Linked DNA regions of Homo sapiens: region 1 is linked to region 2. A link is a loop called in an ENCODE intact Hi-C map of the cell type or tissue named here. Cell type or tissue: B cell. All regions are shown on one strand. Links, peaks and the distances in the headings refer to the core of each region. The heading gives the core; the rest is flanking DNA. Region 1 has its middle 210 kb from the start of TET2. Region 2 overlaps GSTCD (glutathione S-transferase C-terminal domain containing).

Region 1 (10,219 bases), core at 1,442-9,441, 780 kb after region 2:
TAACAATGTCAGGGAACCTAAATGATACCCACAGCAGTATTATTATAATTTAATATTGGTTGAGCATCAGCAATAAGTAGACATTTTATAAAACACAGCAGGAGAGCTGGTTCCTGTCCTTTAGACAACCATCTTGTATATCAAACTAGTATTGAAGTCTTTTGTTTATGTATAAAAACAAAGCACAAGAAATTGTCATTTGGGAACATATAGAATCATTAAGTAAAAACTCAACATTTAAATCAACTGTAGCATTGTGCCTTACATATAAGTAGAAAGCGATTAATTTTTGACTGATTTATCTGATTATGGACCACTTATTTAAACTTAACATTTTATCAGCCAGTTCATATCTTTCATTTTATAAAGTGTAATAAATACTATATGCAAAGCTAGGTAGAAAAAAGATATGAAGATAGGGAAGTGTATGATGTTTGGGGCAATGATGAATGTCCAATGGGACTGCATTGCAGGCATGAAGCAGAAGTTATTGAATAGGCTGCGTTGGCTGCAGGTAATAAAGAACATGACTAACAGTGGCATTTTCATTTTAAATTATTTATCTAATGCAGGCAACCTTTTAAAAATTATACTTTAAGTTGTGGGATACATGTGCAGAACGTGCAGGTTTGTTACATAGGTATACACGTGCCTTGGTGGTTTGTGCACCCATCAACCCATCATCTACATTAGGTATTTCTGCTAATGCTATCCCTCCCCTACCCCTCTACCCACTGACAGGCCCCAGTTTGTGATATTCCCCTCCCTGTGTCCATGTGTTCTCATTGTTCAACTGCCACTTATGAGTGAGAACATGCCATGTTTGGTTTTCTGTTCTTGTATTAGTTTCCTGAGAATGATGGTTTCCAGTTTCATCCATGTCCCTGCAAAGGACATGAACTCATTCTTTTTTATGGCTGCATAGTATTCCATGGTGTATATGTGCCACATTTTCTTAATCCAGTCTATCATTGATGGGCATTTGGGTTGGTTGCAAGTTTTTGCTATTGTAAATAGTGCTGCAATAAACATACGTGTGCATGTCTTTATAGTAGAATGATTTATAATCCTTTGAGTATATACCCAGTAATGGGATTGTTGGGTCAAATGGCATTTCTGGTTCTAGATCCTTGAGGAGTTGCCACACTGTCTTCCACAATGGTTGAACTAATTTACACACCCACCAACAGTGTAAATGCGTTCCTATTTCTCCACATCCTCTCCAGCATCTGTTGTTTACTGACTTTTTAATGATTGCCATTCTAACTGGTGTAAGATGGTATCTCATTGTGGTTTTAATTTGCATTTCTCTAATGACCAGTGATGATGAGCTTTTCTTCATATGTTTGTTGGCCACATAAATGTTTTCTTTTGAGAAGACATTTATGTTCATATCCTTCGCCCATTTTTTGATGGGGTTGTTTATTTCTTGTAAATTTATTTAAATTCTTTGTAGATTCTGGATATTAGCCCTTTGTCAGACGGGTAGATTGCAAACATTTTCTCCCATTGCGTAGGTTGCCTGTACACTCCGATGCTAGTTTCTTTTGCTGTGCAGAAGCTGTTTAGTTTAATTAGATCCCATTTGTCACTTTTGGCTTTTGTTGCCATTGCTTTTGGTGTTTTAGTCATGAAGCCTTTGCCCATGCCTATGTCCTGAATGGTATTGCCTAGTTTTTCTTCTAGGGTTTTTATGGTTTTAGGTCTTACATTTAAGTCTTTAATCCATTTTTCAGTTTTCTGCATATGGCTAGCCAGTTTTCCCAACACCATTTATTAGATAGGAAATCCTTTCCCCATTGCTTGTTTTTGTCAGGAATGTTGAAGATCAGATGGTTGTACATGTGTGGCATTATTTCTGAGGCCTCTATCCTGTCCTATTGGTCTATATATCTGTTTTGGTACCAGTACCATGCTGTTTTGGTTACTGTAGCTTTGTAGTATAGTTTGAAGTCAGGTAGCGTGATGCCTCCTGCTTTGTTCTTTTTGCTTAGGATTGTCTCGGCTATATGGGCTGTTTTTTGTTCTATATGAAATTTAAAGTAGTTTTTTCTAATTCTTTGAAGAAAGTCAATGGTAGGTTGACAGGGATAGCATAGAATCTATAAATTACTTTGGTGAGTATGGCAATTTTCACAATGTTGATTTTTCCTATCCATGAGCATGGAATGTTTTTCCATTTGTTTGTGTCCTCTCTTATTTCCTTGAGGAGTGGTTTGTAGTTCTCCTTGAAGAGGTCCTTCACGTCCCTTGTAAGTTGTATTCCTAGGTATTTTATTCTCTTTGTAGTAATTGTGAATGAAGTTCATTCATAATTTGGCTCTATTTTTGTCTATTATTGGTATAAAGGAATGCTTGTAATTTTTGTACATTGATTTTGTATCTGAAACTTTACTGAAGTTGCTTATCAGCTTAAGGAGATTTTGGGCTGAGATGATGGGGTTTTCTAAATATACAATCATGTCATCTGTAAACAGAGGCAATTTGACTTCCTCTCTTCCTATTTGAATACACTTTATTTCTTTCTCTTGCCTGATTGCGTAGCCAGAACTTCCAATACTGTGTTGAATAGGAGTGGGGAGAGAGGGCTTCCAGTTTTTGCCCATTCAATATGATATTGGCTGTGGGTTAGTCATAAATAGCTCTTATTATTTTGATGTATGTTCCATCAATACCTAGTTTATTGAGAGTTTTTAGCATGAAGGGGTGTTGTATTTTGTTGAAGACCTTTTCTGCATCCATTGAGATAATCATGTGTTTTTTGTCATTGGTTCTGTTTATGTGATGGATTATGTTTATTGATTTGCAGATGTTGAACCAGCCTTGCATCCCAGGGATGAAGCCAACTTGATCATGGTGGATAAGCTTTGTGATGGGCTGCTGGATTCAGTTTGCCAGTATTTTATTGAGGATTTTTACATTGACATTCTTCAGGAATATTGGCCTGAAATTTTCTTTTTTGTTGTTGTTGTGTCTCTGCCAGGTTTTGGTATCAGGATGATGCTGGCATCATAAAATGAGTTAGGGAGGAGTCCCTCTTTTTCTGTTGACTGGAATAGTTTCAGAAGGAATAGTACCAGCTCTTCTGTGTACCTCTGGTAGAATTCGGCTGTGAATCTGTCTGGTCCTGGACTTTTTTTGGTTGGTAGGCTATTAATTACTGCTTCCATTTCAGAACTTGTTATTGGTCTATTCAGGGATTGGACTTCTTCCTTGTTTAGTCTTGGTAGGGTGTATGTATCCAGGAATTTATCCATTTCTTCTAGATTTTCTAGTCTATTTGCGTGGAGGTTTTTATAGTATTCTCTGATGGTAGTTTGCATTTTTGTGGGATCAGTGGTGATATCCCCTTTATCATTTTTATCGTGTCTATTTGATTCTTCTCTCCTTTCTTCTTTACTAGTCTGGCAACTGGTCTATTTTGTTGATCTTTTGAAAAAACCAGCTCCTGTATTCATTGATTTTTTGAAGGGCTTTTTATGTCTCTATCTCCTTCAGTTCTGCTCTAATCTTAGTTATTTCTTGTCTTCTGCTAGTTTTTTAGTTTGCTTGCTCTTGCTTCTCTAGTTCTTTTAATTGTGATGTTAGGGTGCCAATTTTAGATCTTTTCTGTTTTCTCCTGTGGGCATTTAGTGCTATACATTTCCCACTAAACACTGCTTTAGCTCTGTCCCAGAGATTCTGGTACATTGTATGTTTGTTCTCATTGGTTTCAAAGAGCTCAATTATTTAAGCCTTAATTTTGTTATTTACTCAGTAGTCATTCAGAAACAGGTTGTTCAGCTTCCATGTAGTCATGTGGTTTGAGTGAGTTTCTTAATCATGAGTTCTAATTTGATTTCACTGTGGTCTGAGAGACTGTTATGATTTCCATTCTTTTGCGTTTGCTGAAGAGTGTTTTACTTCCAATTATGTGGTCAATTTTAGAATAAGTGTGATGTGGTGCTGAGAAGAATGTATATTCTTTTGATTTGGGGTGGAGAGTTCTGTAGATGTCTATTAGGTCCATTTGGTCTAGAGCTGAATTGAAGTCCTGAATATCCTTGTTACTTTTTTGTCTCATTGATTTGTCTAATATTGACAGTGGGGTGTTAAAGTTTCTCATTATTATTGTGTGGGAGTCTAAGTCTCTTTGTAGGTCTCTAAGATCTTATTATATGAGTCTGGGTGCTCCTTTTTTGTCATTTTTTATCTTTGTTGGTTTAAAGTCTGTTTTATCAGAGACTAGGATGGCAACCCCTGCTTTTTTTTTCTTTCCATTTACTTGCTAAATATTCCTCCATTCCTTTATTTGCATGTGAGATGGGTCTCCTGAATACAACACACTGATGGTTCTTGACTCTTTATCCAGTTTGCCAGTCTGTGTCTTGGGGCATTTAGCCCGTTTACATTTAAGGTTAATATTGTTATGTGTGAATTGGATCCTATCATTATGATGCTAGCTGGCTATTTTGCCCATTAGTTGCTGCAGTTTCTTCACAATGTCAATGGTCTTTACAATTTGTTATGTTTTTGCAGTGGCTGGTACCGGTTGCTCCTTTCCATGTTTAGTGCTTTCTTCAGGATCTCCTGTAAGGCAGGCCTGGTGGTGACAAAATCTCTCAGCATTTGCTTGTCTGTAAAGGATTTTATTTCTCCTTCACTTATGAAGCTTAGTTTGGCTGGATATGAAATTCTGGGTTGAAAATTCTTTTCTTTAAGAGTGTTGAATATTGGCCCCTACTTACTTCTGGCTTGTAGGGTTTCTGCAGAGAGATCCACTGTTAGTCTGATGGGCTTCCCTTTGTGGGTAACCTGACCTTTCTCTCTGGCTGCCCTTAACATTTTTCCCTTCATTTCAACCTTGGTGAATCTGATGATTGTGTGTCTTGGGGTTGCTCTTATTGAGTAATATCTTAGTGGTGTTCTCTGTATTTCCTGAATTTGAATGTTGGCCTGCCTTGCTAGGTTGGGGAAGTTCTCCTGGATGATATCCTGAAGAGTATTTTCCAACTTGGTTTCATTCTCCCCATCACTTTCATGTACACCAATCAAATATAGGTTTGGTCTTTTCACATAGTCCATATTTTCTTGGAGGCTTTGTTCATTCCTTTTCATTCTTTATTCTCTAATCTTGTCTTCATGCTTTATTTTATTAAGGTGATCTTCAATCTCTGAAATCCTTTCTTCTGCTTGATCAATTTGGCTATTGATATTTGTGTATGCTTCACAAAGTTCTTGTGCTGTGTTTTTCAGCTCCATCAGGTCATTTATGTTCCTCTTTAAACTGGTTATTCTAGTTAGCAATTCCTCTAACTTTTTTCCAAGGTTCTTAGCTTCCTTGCATTGGGTTAGAACATGCTCCTTTAGCTCGGCAGAGTTTGTTATTACCCACCTCCTGAAGCCTACTTCCTTCAATTGGTCAAACTCATTCTCCATCCAGTTTTGTTCCCTTGCTGGCAAGGAGTTGTGATCCTTTGGAGGAGAAGAGGCATTTTGGTTTTTGGAATTTTCAGCCTTTTTTTGTGCTGGTTTTTCCTCATCTTCCTGGATTTATCTACCTTTGGTCTTTGATGTTGGTGACCTTCAGATGGGGTTCCTGTGTGGACGTCCTTTTTGTTGACATTGATCCTATTCCTTTGTGTTTGTTAGTTTTCTTTCTAACAGGCCTCTCTGCTGCAGGTCTGCTGCAGTTTGCTGGAGGTCCACTCCAGACCCTGTGTGCCTGGGTATCACCAGCAGAGGCTGCAGAACAGCAAAGATTGCTGCTGTTCCTTCCTCTGGAAGCTTCATCTTAGAGGGGCTCCTGCCAGATGCCAGCTGGAGCTTTCCTATATGAGGTGTCTGCTGACCCCTGCTGGGAGGTTTCTCCCTGTCAGAAGTCACGGGGTTCAGGGACCCACTTGAGGAGGCAGTCTGTCCCTTAGCAGATCTCAAGGGCTGTGCTGGGAGATCTGCTGCTCTTTTCAGAGCCAGCAGGCAGGAACATTTAAGTCTGCTGAACCTGTGCCCACAGCCACCCCTTCCCCCAGGTGCTCTGTCCCAGGGAGATGGGAGTTTGATCTATAAGCCCCTGACTGGGGCTGCCACCTTTCTTTCAGAGATGCCCTGCCCAGAGAAAAGGAATCTAGAGAGACAGTCTGGCTACAGTGGCTTAGCCAAGCTGTGGTGGGCTCCGCCCAGTTCAAACTTCCTGGCCGCTTTGTTTACACTGTGAGGGGAAAACCACCTACTCAAGCCTCAGTAATGGCAGACGCCCCTCCTCCCACCAAGCTCCAGCATGCCAGATTGACTTCAGACTGCTCTGCTGGCAGTGAGAATTTCAAGCCAGTGGATCTTAGCTTGCTGGGCTCCCTTGGGGTGGGATCCTCTAAGCTAGACCACTTGGCTCCCTGACTTCAGCCCCCTTTCCAGGGGTCTAACTTTTTCTGTCTTGCTGGTGTTCCAGGCACCACTGGAGTATGAAAAAATTTCCTGCAGCTAGCTCGATGTCTGCCCAAATGACTGCCCAGTTTTGTGCTTGAAACCCAGGGCCCTGGTGATGTAGGTACCGGAGGGAATCTCCTGGTCTGCAGGTTGCGAAGACCGTGGGAAAAGCATATTATCTTGGCCAGGGTGCACTGTTCCTTACAGCACAGTCCCTCAGGGCTTTCCTTGGGTAGAGGAGGGAGTTCCCTGACCCCTTGTGCTTCCTGTGTGAGGTGACATCCCACCCTGCTTCAGCTCACTCTCCATGGGCTGCACCCGCTGTCTAACCAGTTCCAGTGAGATGAGCTGTGCACCTCAGTTGGAAATGCAGAAATCACCCACCTTCTGCGTTGATCTCGCTGGGAGCTACAGACCGGAGCTGTTCCTATTCAGACATCTTGCCAGCCACAATCCAACAGTGGCTTTAGTAAATAAGGAATTATTTTTTCCTACAGAGCAAGAAGTAAGAATATAGAAAATTGCTGGCATTGCTCCCATTGTTCATGATGCTGTCAAGGATATAGGCTCTTTCTACCTTGCATTCTCCTTCCTTCATTTGCTGGCTTTTTCCCCTTTGGCTGAAGGCCCCACGGTTTTTAATATGGCTACCACAACACCAGGCATCATATCCATGCAGGAAGAAGAAGAAAGAGGGAAGGGGAGAGTCCAGCTCCATTGGTCTCTTTTATTAGAAAATATCCCTCCTAGTTGCAAAGGAGAGTGAAAAAATGACTATATGGCAAAGGGAAAGAACATTGTGATTATCACCTTAGAATGGTTGTTCATCACCTCCTAGAGATGAGCACATTGCTCTTGTATACAGACAAGTTCTGATAGCAGAAACAGGGGAGATTAGTCATTGATTGGCAGTTTTTAGTCTTCCACTGTGGAGGAAGAAAATGGAATTGGTGGCAGTCTTGAAGGCCTTTTTGGTAGGTTTAGGAGTTTCAGCTTTATCAACAAATATGTAGTATTTAGTATGTGTCTCCAGTAATTGAATGTGTGTGTTGTCATAAACCATAAGATATTTCAAGAGTTTTAGGTTGAGTTATGTTTATAAAAATTTTTTATCATATTCTAGTTTTATGTACTAGAAAAAATACTTGTCAAATAGGCCTTACATAGGGAGGGTTTTTACAACTTACTTAGAAAAATAACCAGAAATGGTGGACCTATTTATCCACCAGAAGCCGGATGTATTCTGGAGCAGCCTATATGGTTTTAGAATTTCATCCAAATTTGATGCAAGGAGATGCAAGTACTCTCTACAACCTGGCAATGCCAAGTCCCCCAATACATGCCCTTAGTAGGATTTGTGAACACTTAGCCGACAAGTATATACTCAGTGTCTCATGTCTAAATGTGACACAAAAACAGCAATGAGATACTTTTGGAATGACATTTCATCTCATACACAGAATTTGCCTGACTATATGTAATTATGTTAATACTTCAAGTGTTCATTTAATTATCTTTCTGTTAAAATGTATTTAACTTATCATTAAAGTACCAATAATCTTTAGACCAATAAAGTAGATAGTAGGAGGTCTAAAATACAATGATTTATACTATTTTGGAAAAGAAAAATCCCTTTAAGGAAAGTGTTACAAATAAAATTTCTTTAACTCTTTAATCAGGTATTTTCCTACTTAGTGAATATTTATGTGTATGGAAATTCATCACAGGATTGCTTTTATGTCTTTGCTTTTAATACTTGGTGCTAAATTTTAGTGATTATGTAGATTGGTTAAAGTTTTGACCTTTTGGAAGTTTGTTTTCTTGTTGTTGTTATTGATTTTAATTACTTTGTAATAAATTCTAGATCTTTGTAAGATATGTGACCATTATTGGCATCAGTTTGTAAAAGCTATAAGCCATAGTGGTTTCCTTATATGCAAATGAAAGAATGCAGAGGTATACACAGAGCGATTCAGAGGCATATTCAGGAAAGGGGGAGATCATTACATCTTAACCTATTTCTATTTTACCATGTTCCTTTCCTGTGGGAAAACATGAAAATGTGGTGATTCATTAAGACATGTTAACCAGGAAGTAGAGTCCCTATGGCCATTTCACATCTAGAAGAAAAATTTTATAACTGTTGCTAAATAGATTTAATCAATAGGAACTAAGACTTGAGATAATGACAGATAAACAGAGGTACAAGTACTAGAGATATTGCCGTCAAAAATATTTGGTGATTTTTAACTGACCTCAAAGACCATCTACAAGCATTTTATTAGGATTCCTATGTTGTCATTCTCATATAACAACTTGATACCACCATTTCATGTAACATTATTCTGCCATATCTACTAGAAATTAAGAATTGTTGGGGGGCTAGCTAATGTGCTAGGTCCAGAATGTACATTTTTGGAGCAATCATATAAGGATCTAGCTATAAGGATTGTGGATCCATATGAATTCTGTAGGTCATCTCAAAATCTCTGCATATCTAACTTTATTTTTTTCTTTTCTTTCTCTCTTTCTCTCTCTCTCTTCCTTTCCTTTCTCTTTCTTTTTCTCTTTCCTCTTTCCTTTCCTTTCTCTCCACAGAGTCTAACTCTGTCACCTAAGCAGGAGTACAGTGGCATGAACATAGCTTGCTGCAGCTTCAAACTCCTATGCTCAAGTGGTTTTCCTGCCTCAGCTTCCTGAGTAACTAGGACTACAGGTGCGTGCCACCATGCCCAGCTAATTTTTGTATTTTTTGTAGAGATAAGATCTTACTATGTTACCCAGGATGGTCTTGAAGTCCTGGCTTCAAGTGATCATCCAGCCTTGGTCTCCTAAAGTACTGGGATTACAGGCATGAGCTACCATGCCTGGCCGGGATATCTAAGTTTTGTGTGTAATAACCTTATTTCTTGTGTTGAGGCTTTTCTCTACTATTATATATAATAGTGTAGAAAAAGGATATATATATATATATATACATCTCTCTCTCCTTTTGTTTCTGTGATGTATAGATCACTCACTTCAATTTTCTGTGGACAGTTTTTTAAACACAGATGTGTTTTTGTGACTAATGGTGGCTGTTGGGTTGTTAGAGATCCAAAGACAGAATAAAATCACAGGGAGAACCTTCAAGTATTACAGAGCAGGACCAAGTAGATGGTGTCTTTCTCCCTACCTCCATGCTTCCTTCCTCCCTCCCTTCTTTCCTTTGCTTGCTTCTCCTTTCTGGGTAGGCATTTGTAGGAACTGTTTTAGCCTCTAGAATCATACAATATTTGACAAAAGAAAAAAATAAAGATGGAGAGGCTCATAGCTGTAGAATTTGAATTGCTCACTTTTGACTCAATGCACTTTCTAACACTGCTTTTAAGTACTAGGTGACAAAATAAAATGATACACTACTTTACGGACATATATAGTTTTAGAAAGTATTCGATTGAGTTACAGAATGTTGTCCAGGCAATTAAGAACAGTATTTACCTATGTTCTTTATCTTGTGACTGGTTTAATGGGTCTACCCTGAGAATAGTTCTATTTGATGATACTTTCCCTTAAAAAGATACTAAGATATTTGTAGCTGTACAAAGTAAGTTACTTCTGTTTGAAGAGCACTGGATTCTTTATGAAAGGTGTTCATCCCATTATGATTGTATAATAAACATAAAGATTTTTAAATCACCGTTGTGTTCAAGTAGGTAAATGGAAACTCTGCAAAGAATCTGCTTACTACTGGGGATGGAGGTGGGAAGAGCCTTTTTGGAATGATGTGTTACAGAGAAACTTTGCTCTCTGGAGTCCATATATCATTTACAGC
Region 2 (10,219 bases), core at 1,174-9,173:
AATATAACAAATATCAAGGGTTTATCAAAGAAGGATGAATTCTGGAAAACATGAGGTGGGCGGATCACAAGGTCAGGAGTTCGAAAGCAGCCTGGCCAACATGGTGAAACCCCATCTCTACTTAAAAAATACAAAAATTAGCCAGGCATGGTGGCGTGCACCTATAATCCCAGCTACTTGGGAGGCTGAGGCAGGAGAATTGCTTCAACCCAGGAAGCGGAGGTTGCAGTGAGCTGCGATTACACCACTGCACACAGCCTAGGTGACAGAGCGAGACTCCATCTCAAAAAAAAAAGAAAAAAAAATCCAGTAAAAATACAAAGGAACGAAGGAAAATATTTTGAGAATTAGTTTATGTATTCAAATAATTTTAATAAATTTCTTCAATAAAGGAATGGATATGCCACTTTCATTCAATTCTGGTGAAACTGGAAACACAGTTATCCAAAGAAGTCAAGAAGACAGAAGACCAAGTACTTCATAATGTATCAAATGACTGCTCTAATGACGGAACTTGGTAATAGAAGAGAGGGATCATGGAGAAGAGAACCTAGGAATCATCTGACTAGGAAAAAATTTAAAAATCAATGTCTTCTTCCCACTCAACTCCATGGACTCTGTGAAGACATATGACATCTGGCATTTAAAATAGCAATCAACATCTAAACAATTCCTGGATCTCTCTCTTTTTATATTGTTTTGGTTGCCAAATTTGGTTCAATTTTGAGGAAAAGAGAAATGTTCTTTAAGAAAATGACAATTGATGAATACTGCCGAGTTTACTTGTGAAGCAAAGCCTTCAAATACATAGATTTTCGATAGCAGTCTCTTCTGTCCATAGAGATACCTGAATTGTTGGTGATATATAATGAGAATGAAATCTAATATCTGATTCCTTAGTAGGGAAAAGGGGGAAATGCTTCCAAGAAAAAAACCCAAACAAAAGCAAAAAGCAATGCAGCTCTTGAAAACCAATTGGAAGGCTGCAGAGAGCTAAGCTTCCTATGTTCACTCTGGTATTATTTTCACCCTGTTCTTTTTTCCTCCACAGAGGGAATGTGTGTGTGCACACGTGTGTGCGTGTGTGAGTGTGTGTATGTAAGACAGACAGAGAGAGAGAGAGAGAGATCTTCCTACTCAGAAAACGTTCTATCTATTCTCCCCCAGCACATAATAACAGAGCCAGCTACTTTACTCTCAGAGAGAACAGAGAAAAGCACACAGGTCAGAATAAAATATTTTCAGTTTGATAATACCTAACATAAGATTAATTTAAGTGACTAACAATTCATTATAAAATTTAGCTGACAAGATTTTTAGTTTTTTTTTTTTTAACTGCACCCTCTAATAGTAGACGTCCAACGGAGTATCCATTGCACCACAGAGCCGACTTGGACCTTCTACTATTAGAAAGTAATCACAACAGAAACTTGAAATTAATAATAACAATTGTTAACATTTTAGCAACTTCACATTAAAAGTCATAGTAATTACTAACTTTGATTGAGAGCTTACTATGTGCCAAGCACTGTTCTCCATACTTCACACAAACTTTAATTTGTTCCTTACATTTTTCCTTTTAGATAGGTACTATTATTATCACCATTTTACAGATAAGAAAATGGAGAAAGATATTAATAACTTTCCTAGCAGCATATTGACAATAAAAAGTAAAACAGAAATTCAAACCTAGGCAATTTCATAGACTGAAACTCATAGTAATGTGTACAGTCCAGATGAAACCTTACCAAGAAATGATGGATACAGGGCAAGAGCACAATATCTGCCAGAGTGAAGTAAAGCCCTTCTGCAAACACATGCTCCAGAGGTGGAAGGTCGGAGGCTTTTGCTTTTCTGATGTGAGAAGGCTCTCTGTTGGTAGTAGCTGGTTCTTCCTGTACTGTGAGCTTTGAGAATGCCACTTTCAGTTCCAGACTCTTGGATGAAGAATCCAACCCTTCAGATGTTTCCTGTGTGTGGACCTTGCTCTTTGCCTTTCCCTTAGTAAGGGGAGGCCCAACTCCATCAGCCTTCTGTTGCTTGAGCTTCTGCCTGCGGAGTTTATCATCATTATGCACTCTAACAGGCTCACTAAGCTTTTTCTCTAGCTGTAGTATTTCTACAGGTATAGTTGGGGGCTGGTCAGAAGATTCTCTGAGAAAATTCTCAATAGCCAAAGGGATGGTGAGTTCACATAGCCTGGTCCACTGACTAACCTACAAAACAAAAACAAAACAAGAAATGAAAAGATTTTTTAATTTCAATATAACTTTAGAAAAAATAACTGTCTTATTGGGAAATAAGTTTTGAGCTCAATCATCCCTGGGCTAGGCTTTTATGTTGTATCAGGAGACACATCACAGTGCTTCAGAAGTAAAAACATTAAGCAAAAGAAGTTTAGCATTCCTGTATTCCCCTTACTAAATAAATCATTACTTCCCAAAGCCTTTACAATATACCTCCCCTGTCCTACCCTCCTCCTAGCCCCCACAATAAGCAGGGCTTCCAAAGCATTGCTATTTGAGCTCCTATTTATATGTAAACATTCCATTTAAAAATCAACATAACTAAAATAAAGAAAAAAGAGTTATTTTCTAAAAATGTCTCCAAACTTTATAAATTAAGACTTAAATTCTTATTTTTCAATACTGCACTGAAATATTGACACACGTAAAGGGTATATTAGCCCATTTGCATTGCTGTAAAGGAATAGGTGAGGCTGAGTAATTTATAAAGGAAAGAGGTTTATTTGGCTCATGGTTCTGCAGGCTATATAAGAAGCATCTGCTTCTGATCAGGACCTCAGGAAGCTTTTAGTCATGGTAGAAGGCAAAGGGAGTGCAGGCATGTCACATGGGGAGAGAGGGTGCAAGAGAGAGCAAGGAAGAGGTACCAGGCGCTTTTCAACAGCTAGATCTCTCATGAACTAATAGAGCAAGAACTCACTCATTACCCCAGTGAGAGCACCAAGCCATTTACGAGGCATCTGCCCCCACGACCCAAACACCTCCTACCAGGTCCCACCTCCAACAACATTGGGGATCACATTTCAACATGAAATTTGGAGGGGATAAATATTCAAACTATATCAAAGGGCTACTTTATTTCATTGGTTACTGGGGTTTTTTAAAATAAATAAACTTTTATTCCTAATAGGAAGTTAAAATATTAAATGGTCAGGTAATTATGTTATCACTGTGTAGCTTCAAATAACAGAAAAAAGACATTATACTTACTTCAGCACAGGCTTTCAAGCAAGTCTTTTTAAAGCCCAGAAGTTCCAAAAGTTCCTTCTTTAAGGGGTCTGCTTCATAGGATTTCTGGATTATGTGTCTCAATACAACAGCAAGTCCTGCTCTACAAAAATTGTCTGATCGTTCTACTACTGCAGGCAAACAGCAATTTTGGACTATTGGTGGGAGCTCCTGCCTTGAAATAATCTGTATTTCAACATCCTGGATCAGGTCATCTCTTAGTAGTGAACTATCTCTACTCACCTCTTTGGTGACAACTAAGCAAATTTTAAAGATTTTACAGTCACAGTAAGATAACAGAAATAAAGTTACAGATGTATGAAGAGGAAAGATGCATCCTTCTGTTTGGTGAGAAAAGTCCAGGTACAGGTATTCTTCTTCTGTAAGACTTTTCTTTATGGCTTTCATTTTCTTCTTTCATTGGGTCACCTAAAGTATAAATTGAAGTGATTATGGTCTTAGAATATAATCATTTAGAAGCTAAAATAAAAGATGAATGTTTCAAAAGCCTGTTCTAGAAATCAGTAAAAATTTGCAGTAGATAATAATGCTATAAGGTTTGTTTCTGAAGACTGACTAAATGACTTCCAAAAGAAAAAAATTCCACCCTGTGCAATTAACTAGCATTAGAGGAAATATTACACCCAGCTCCTTTAAAATGAGCAAACCCCAGTGCTTTGCAATAGAGCCCTCCCAATCAAGTATTTTGGGGTCTCACTATATGTGAGAACAGGAGATAAATAGAAGGGGAAATAAATTAACCAAAAATACTGAGAGCTGTCTGGGGATAATATCCTTGAGAAGTTTTGACAGTGCTGGTCCTTCCATACTGCTTCTTTTTTACGACCCTACAAAATAATAGGGAGGGGATATTCGTTCTTTCAGGAGAAGTGGATTCTCCTCAAGTAAGTGATAGCTGCTGAGTGCTGAATCATAATATAAAAATATTTAAATTTCCCCATAACATGGATACTGATAGCTATCTTAAAGTTAACCTGTCCAAAATCCAGTTCCTTATTCTCTCCCACCCCTCAAACCTGCTCCTTATGTGTCTTCCCATCTCAGGTTACACCATTCTTTTCCTTCACACCCCCATAACCAAACCCTCCAAGGTCTTCCCACCCTCCTTAGAGAAAAGCCAAAGTTTCTGCAACAGCCTACAAAAATCTCCTTGATCTAATCCTCCTTTATGTCTCAGAGTTTGTCTCATTAACTTTCTTCATTGCTCACTGCTCCAGCCAAAGTAGATTGTTATTCCTCTAAAACAGCCATCTCCAACATTCTTGGCACCACGGACCAGTTTCATGAAAGACAGTTTTTCCATGGGAGGTTGGTGGGGGGATGGGGATGGTTTCCAGATGAAACTGTTTCACCTCAGATCATCAGGCATTAGATTCTCATAAGGAGAGTGCAACCTAGATCCCTCCTGCGTGCAGTTAAGAGGGTTGGAGCTCCTATGAGAATCTGATGCCGCTGCTGATCTGACAGGAGGCGCCATTCAGGCAGTAATGCTGGCTCACCTGCCACTCACCTCCCACTTTGAGGTGGGGTTCCTAACAGGCCACAGATGGATACTAGTCCTGGGCCCAGGGGTTGGGGACCCTTGCTAAAACACTAGGTACATTCTCACATCAGGGCCTTTGCATTTGGTGTTTCCAGTACCTAGAACACTTCCTCACTTCCTTCAGGTATTTATTTATTCAATGGCAACTTCTTACTGAGATCCTCCCTGACTACTCAATTTAAATCACAAACCCCAATCCCCACGCTCCCTGAAAAAAACCTTTCTATTTCCATCTATGTTTTTTCTTCCTAGCGCTTATTGCTATGGTGATATACTATATGTTATTATTTGTCTCCTCTAACTAGAATGTTCCATGAGTAAAAATTTTTTGTTCACTGCTTTATAGGTTTATTATATATATAAGCAAGCAGTATTTGACAAATGAAAGCAGAGATAAATATACATACTGGTTAAAGGTGCAAACACACACAGTCTTGAGGTCAGATTCTTCATGGCTATTTTCAAGTCATATTCCTTAAGGTTTTTATCAATTGTCCTGTCTTTTTATGTTTATACATTTCCCGGGTCAAAAATTCCTAATGTTCTAATACATAAATTACAATTCCAAAACTGACACTAGATGGCACTCTTTAAAAGTATTCACCATGGAAATACGTACCAGAAACATGACATATTAGAAGGAAAATTACTTTAAAAGCTGTTAAAAAGTACACATGCACCTCTTGTCTTTTAAGTGTATTCAAAATGTTAGTGTACACTTAATTTTAGAAAACCTTCATCATACTAAATTTTCTTTAATATTTTAAATCCCTTTTTTAAAAAAATCTGAAACAAGACCTAAACACTTTAAGCTTCTTAGTTCTTCATTTTTTAAAACTAAGGAACTTGTAATCCATTATAAAAAATAAATATAGTCAGTAAAGTATTATCTAAGTTTCTTAATAATACAAATAATCACTACTGCTTTATTTTATATTTCTTCTATTAAAATATAACAGATATATACCATGATTTGTTACTTCTTAAAAGATTATCTGGGGGAAAATTATTTTATATACTGTAAAAGCAACAACTTTTTAACTTACAGATGCCATTTTCTCCCTGAGCTTATTTTTTAAAAATTTTTGTCACTGAGAGATAATTTTAAAACAAAAAGGTATTTATTAAAGATCAAAGTTCAAAGAGTTTTTTTATAAAGCTGAATAGAGCTCTGGAAATATTTTCATTATTAATATAACACCTTTATGCTATAAGTCCTTAAAAACAGTCAAACAAAGTGAGATCTGTAACAACACTAGGGCAAAAAGGACCAACCACACTTTCCAGGAATTAACAGTCTTTTTGAGGAGTTTGCTCTGGACTCACTCTCCTGACAGTAGGAGAGTAAAAAGAAGACTCACCCCTAAGTGTTTCAAGAAAGCAGTTTTGAAAGAAAACATGACTGATTTCATCATTTGCCCAACAGTCTAAAAAATAGTAATTACGAGGCTCATCCTAACACTTTTTAAAAAACTGGAAACAAAGCCATGCTATTTAATAGCTTTTAAGATATGTAGAAATATTCTTTTAAAAAGTATGCCTATATTTGCCACGTTGTAAGGCACATAAGAATATGAAAATAGGATTTTAGACATATTCTATAAACTCTTCTCACTGTTAGCACTTAATAAAATGCTAAATGTCAGCAAAACAGAATAGCAATAACCTGCCCATGGTGATATCTAAAAATTAATGAGATGCCTGAGAGAAAATGCAACAAAGTACTGTTGATTCTTAACGTATTTTTTTTAATATAGATGTTGGTTTTCCCCCTGGGAGATTAAAAATGTTACTTAATGATCTTAGAATAAAAAAAAAAATTACTCTCCTTGAATAATGTCTCCCTATTATGTACTAATATAATTTTTAAAATAAATATTAAATATTTGTAAACCTGTACAAATGTGATGTTTTTGGCTTGCACTGTGCCTTTTTAGAGAGTAGAACCAGTATTTGCTCCAAGTATGCAAATATCACAGGCAAAAAAAAAAAAATCCTTCCTCTTTTTTCTTTTCTAGCTTCAGAATGCCTTAGTTCGCTAATTTTCTGTCACGAGCTTTAAGAAGGTAGGTACTATAGAATCAACTTCTGTCTCCAGGGCTTCTGCGGCACAGCTCTTGTTACTCCATATTACATTCCTGCCAAGCACAGAAATAGAGTAATTTACTCTTTCTCAGCTTTGACAGGTGCCACTCTGCAGAGAGGGAGTGAGAAAGTAGCAGACAAAACCACAAACTTCAGGATATTAAATAGAGTGTGCATCTCTTTCCTGGACGTGCCAATTTGCTTGGGAATCTTGCCGAATGAATAAATGGGTAAAAAGAAAAGATTATGTCTTTGATTTCATTACTCAGGAATGTTCTAATATATTTTTAAATGGTGGAATTAGTCATAGGTTTAATATTTAGGCATTCAGATCTGGTTTTTTTTTTTCACTTTCATTCTAATGAATATATCTTAGCCTTGATAAAACACAGAGAATGAGAGATAAACAGTAAACATATTAAAAACAAGCATACTTCTCCACAGTCCAGAAAAAATAAAGCTTGAAAATTTTGTGATCAAAATTCAAGTCAAGATCTATGGCATTATGTATACATAACATTATATATTAGATAAATTATATATTATATAATGAAGACCAAAAAGTGCATAACTGCTGCAAATGATTAACCTGTGTTTTGTTTTTTGTTTTTTCAAATAAGTTATCTTTGTGACTACAATTTGATAGGAGCTCAACAAATGTTAGGTAAATAAAGTTTTAAATATTACATACATTTTATTGTCCACCTACTATGTGCTAAGCACACAGAACATGTGCATTACTTCTAATGCTCACAATCCTTAAAAGTATTTTATTTCCATTATAGAGATGAGAATTGTACATCAGTCCAAAAGTATTAATTAAATTCATAAAAGATCTTATTTAGAGACATTTAAGAATAGGTATTGTTCTAATATAACAGTACTATTTATAAATAAAATTTCATAAATTGAAGCAATTTTACCAAAGTGAAAATTGTCAGATATTATGTTATTCTAAGCAAGTATGCTGGTTTCAGTAATCCTTGATATAAACTTCCATTCCAAAGGCTGGGTTATTTGACAAGTTTCTGCACTGGATTAAATTCTTTGGCAATTCTTTCCTGATTCCTTTCATTGGCTACTCTGCAGATGTCTCAGTGACCCACAGCTCAGTGTTTTGCTCTCTGCTCAATCCACACTCCATCCTTCGAATACTGGCTTTCAAACTTTTGAGCATGCCACACAATTAGGTATATATTTTATAATGTAACACACAATACACTGAATAAAATAGAAACAAAAATGTCATGAAGCAATACTTATCCTACAATATGGGATAAATCTGATATTTTTTACTCTGTGCTTGTTTTTTTAAATGCTGGTTGTTACTCATTACATTGATTTCCTGACTCATTAATGGGGCACAACTCACAATATGACAGCACTGTTCTGGGTGATCTCCAGTGCCATAGCTTTAAATATGATCTGACTCTTACATGTATATCCCAGCCGTATCTTCTCCTCTAACTCCAGACTACTATATTCTACTTGACATCTCCATGTGGATGTTTTTCTAAACCTGCTCCCCTTCCCTTCGTGTTCTACTTCCTGGTAAAATGGCAACACCAATTACCCAGATGCTTAGGCCAAAAACTCAAAAGTCCCACTCAACTTCTTTTTTTCTCTCTCTCATACCCTGCCATCTCTACCTTTGAAGTATATGCTAAATCCAACTCCTCAGCACCTCTACCACTACCACCTTAATCTAAGTCATCGCCAGTGCTTACAAGGACTACTGCAAAAGCCTATTAACTATTTTCCTCCACTTTCCATAAAACAGTCCATTCTCCAACAACAGGGTGATCCTTAAAAACATAAATCAGATGTCTCGTGCTCAAAACCATCCAATGGCTCTTCAGCACACTCAAAATAAAATCCAAATTTCCTATTATGGCCTATAGGCCTACTGTGACCCTAGCTATCCCTTTCTGACCTCATCTCTTATCCTTCTTCACTCCCTTCCAGCCATAGCTGTCCTTGCTGTTTTTGGAAGGTGCCACTTGAGAATATTTGTACTTGCTATTGCTTTGCCTAGAATGCTTTTCTCCAAGAGATTCACAGGGCTTGCTCCCTCATTTCATTGATTTTTCTGCATAAATATTAACTCAGAACAGCCTCTCCTGACTGCCTGAATTGAAAAAGCACACCCTAGCCTCTTACCTAGCTTCCCTTTTTCTTCATAGCTCTTATCACCTAACACTATAACATCTCCAGTGCTTAATGAACTGAAACTTTAGTTCAAGGAATGAATGTACATATATGAATGTCAGAAATCACTGTCTGAGAGTATTATTAATAACTTTAGTCTTGGTACAATGTGTATCTCATTCTTCATGACACCATTCTTTCTTTTCCAAATTAATAACTCTATTTTAAGGACCAACTAAGTATAAATTAAAATGAAGAAATAAGATCACCTTTGTGAGGTGAATCGGGAAAAGTATAAATGGAATCTAACCAAACTCATAAATAAAGCAAGCACAGAAGTTTTTATGTATACTTATATCCAGGGCAAAGGAACTAAGAATCTTAACTAGATTCCATACATGTGCCTAGCAAGAATATTTATAAAACAAGAATTATAAAGTAATAGATTAGAGCCGAGACTGTTGAGCCAGACCACCTGGGTGCAAATATACTGGTTCTGATTCTTAGTAGCTATAAAAAACTTTTCTGCATATCTGTTTCCTCACTTATATAATAAAATGGAGACAATAATAACTGTACCTACCATGTAGTGTGCCATACAGAAAAAAGCTTGTCACATATTAAGTCCTTAAATAAATACTAGCTACTATTATTTCTTTATAATTTATAACCAAATTCCTTATCAACTGGCACTATTAAAATATGCAAACCTTGATGGGCAAAACCCAAATTATGGTTTATATTTTCAAGCTTCTTTCCATGAAAGGTAAAGGATTTATATTGATTGAAAAGTTTTTCCCAACCAAATACTGAAAAAAAACATATTTGTTACTGAGGCTGAAAGCCAGGGAATCATGAAATGGTAAAATATAAACGTGAAACCCTTAATCCATGTGCATATCAACCTATTGTACAAAATAAGAAGTTCAACACAGTTTATAAGTATGAAAAATCACAAACACTTACTTTTCTTAAAGATTAAAATTTAAACCTGCCTAAATTCTCTCCTACATCATATGTTCAACATTTTGAATTTTATAACTTATCTTGTGTTTTATGCTTTTCATAAAACAACAGTATTTGGCTGAAAATTGTACCCTATTTTATTACAATAATATAGATTTAACCAAAACAAAACAAAACAAAAAAACATGCCCCTCAACAGATA

Evidence for each region. A loop is a pair of places that touch in the nucleus more often than their neighbours do. Peaks named below come from ENCODE experiments on the same cell type or tissue, not always from the same donor. Only the 100,000 strongest peaks of a DNase experiment are listed, where the experiment ranks them.
Region 1: it touches region 2 in a loop (24-fold over the local background); 3 of 110 quality-filtered maps call a loop at or near these places.

The regions. Positions count from the first base shown.
Region 1 is chr4:104,926,897-104,937,115 of GRCh38, reverse strand. No RefSeq gene overlaps it. Among named protein-coding and RNA genes, the nearest start is that of TET2, 210 kb to the left of the region's middle. RefSeq lists an enhancer at 6,128-6,467. In B cell, for the core only: no CTCF peak of the experiment used is centred there; DNase peaks (open chromatin) are centred at 5,855 and 6,175; H3K4me3 peaks cover 700 bases; H3K27ac peaks cover 767 bases.
Region 2 is chr4:105,711,057-105,721,275 of GRCh38, reverse strand. It overlaps GSTCD (glutathione S-transferase C-terminal domain containing), which reads right to left. Exons shown (of 12, transcript NM_001370181.1): 2 at 3,237-3,683; 3 at 1,749-2,216. The coding sequence starts at 3,662. Among named protein-coding and RNA genes, the nearest start is that of GSTCD, 7.4 kb to the right of the region's middle. In B cell, for the core only: CTCF peaks have their summits at 5,175 and 5,377 (motif pointing right); DNase peaks (open chromatin) are centred at 5,395 and 6,875; H3K4me3 peaks cover 660 bases; H3K27ac peaks cover 994 bases.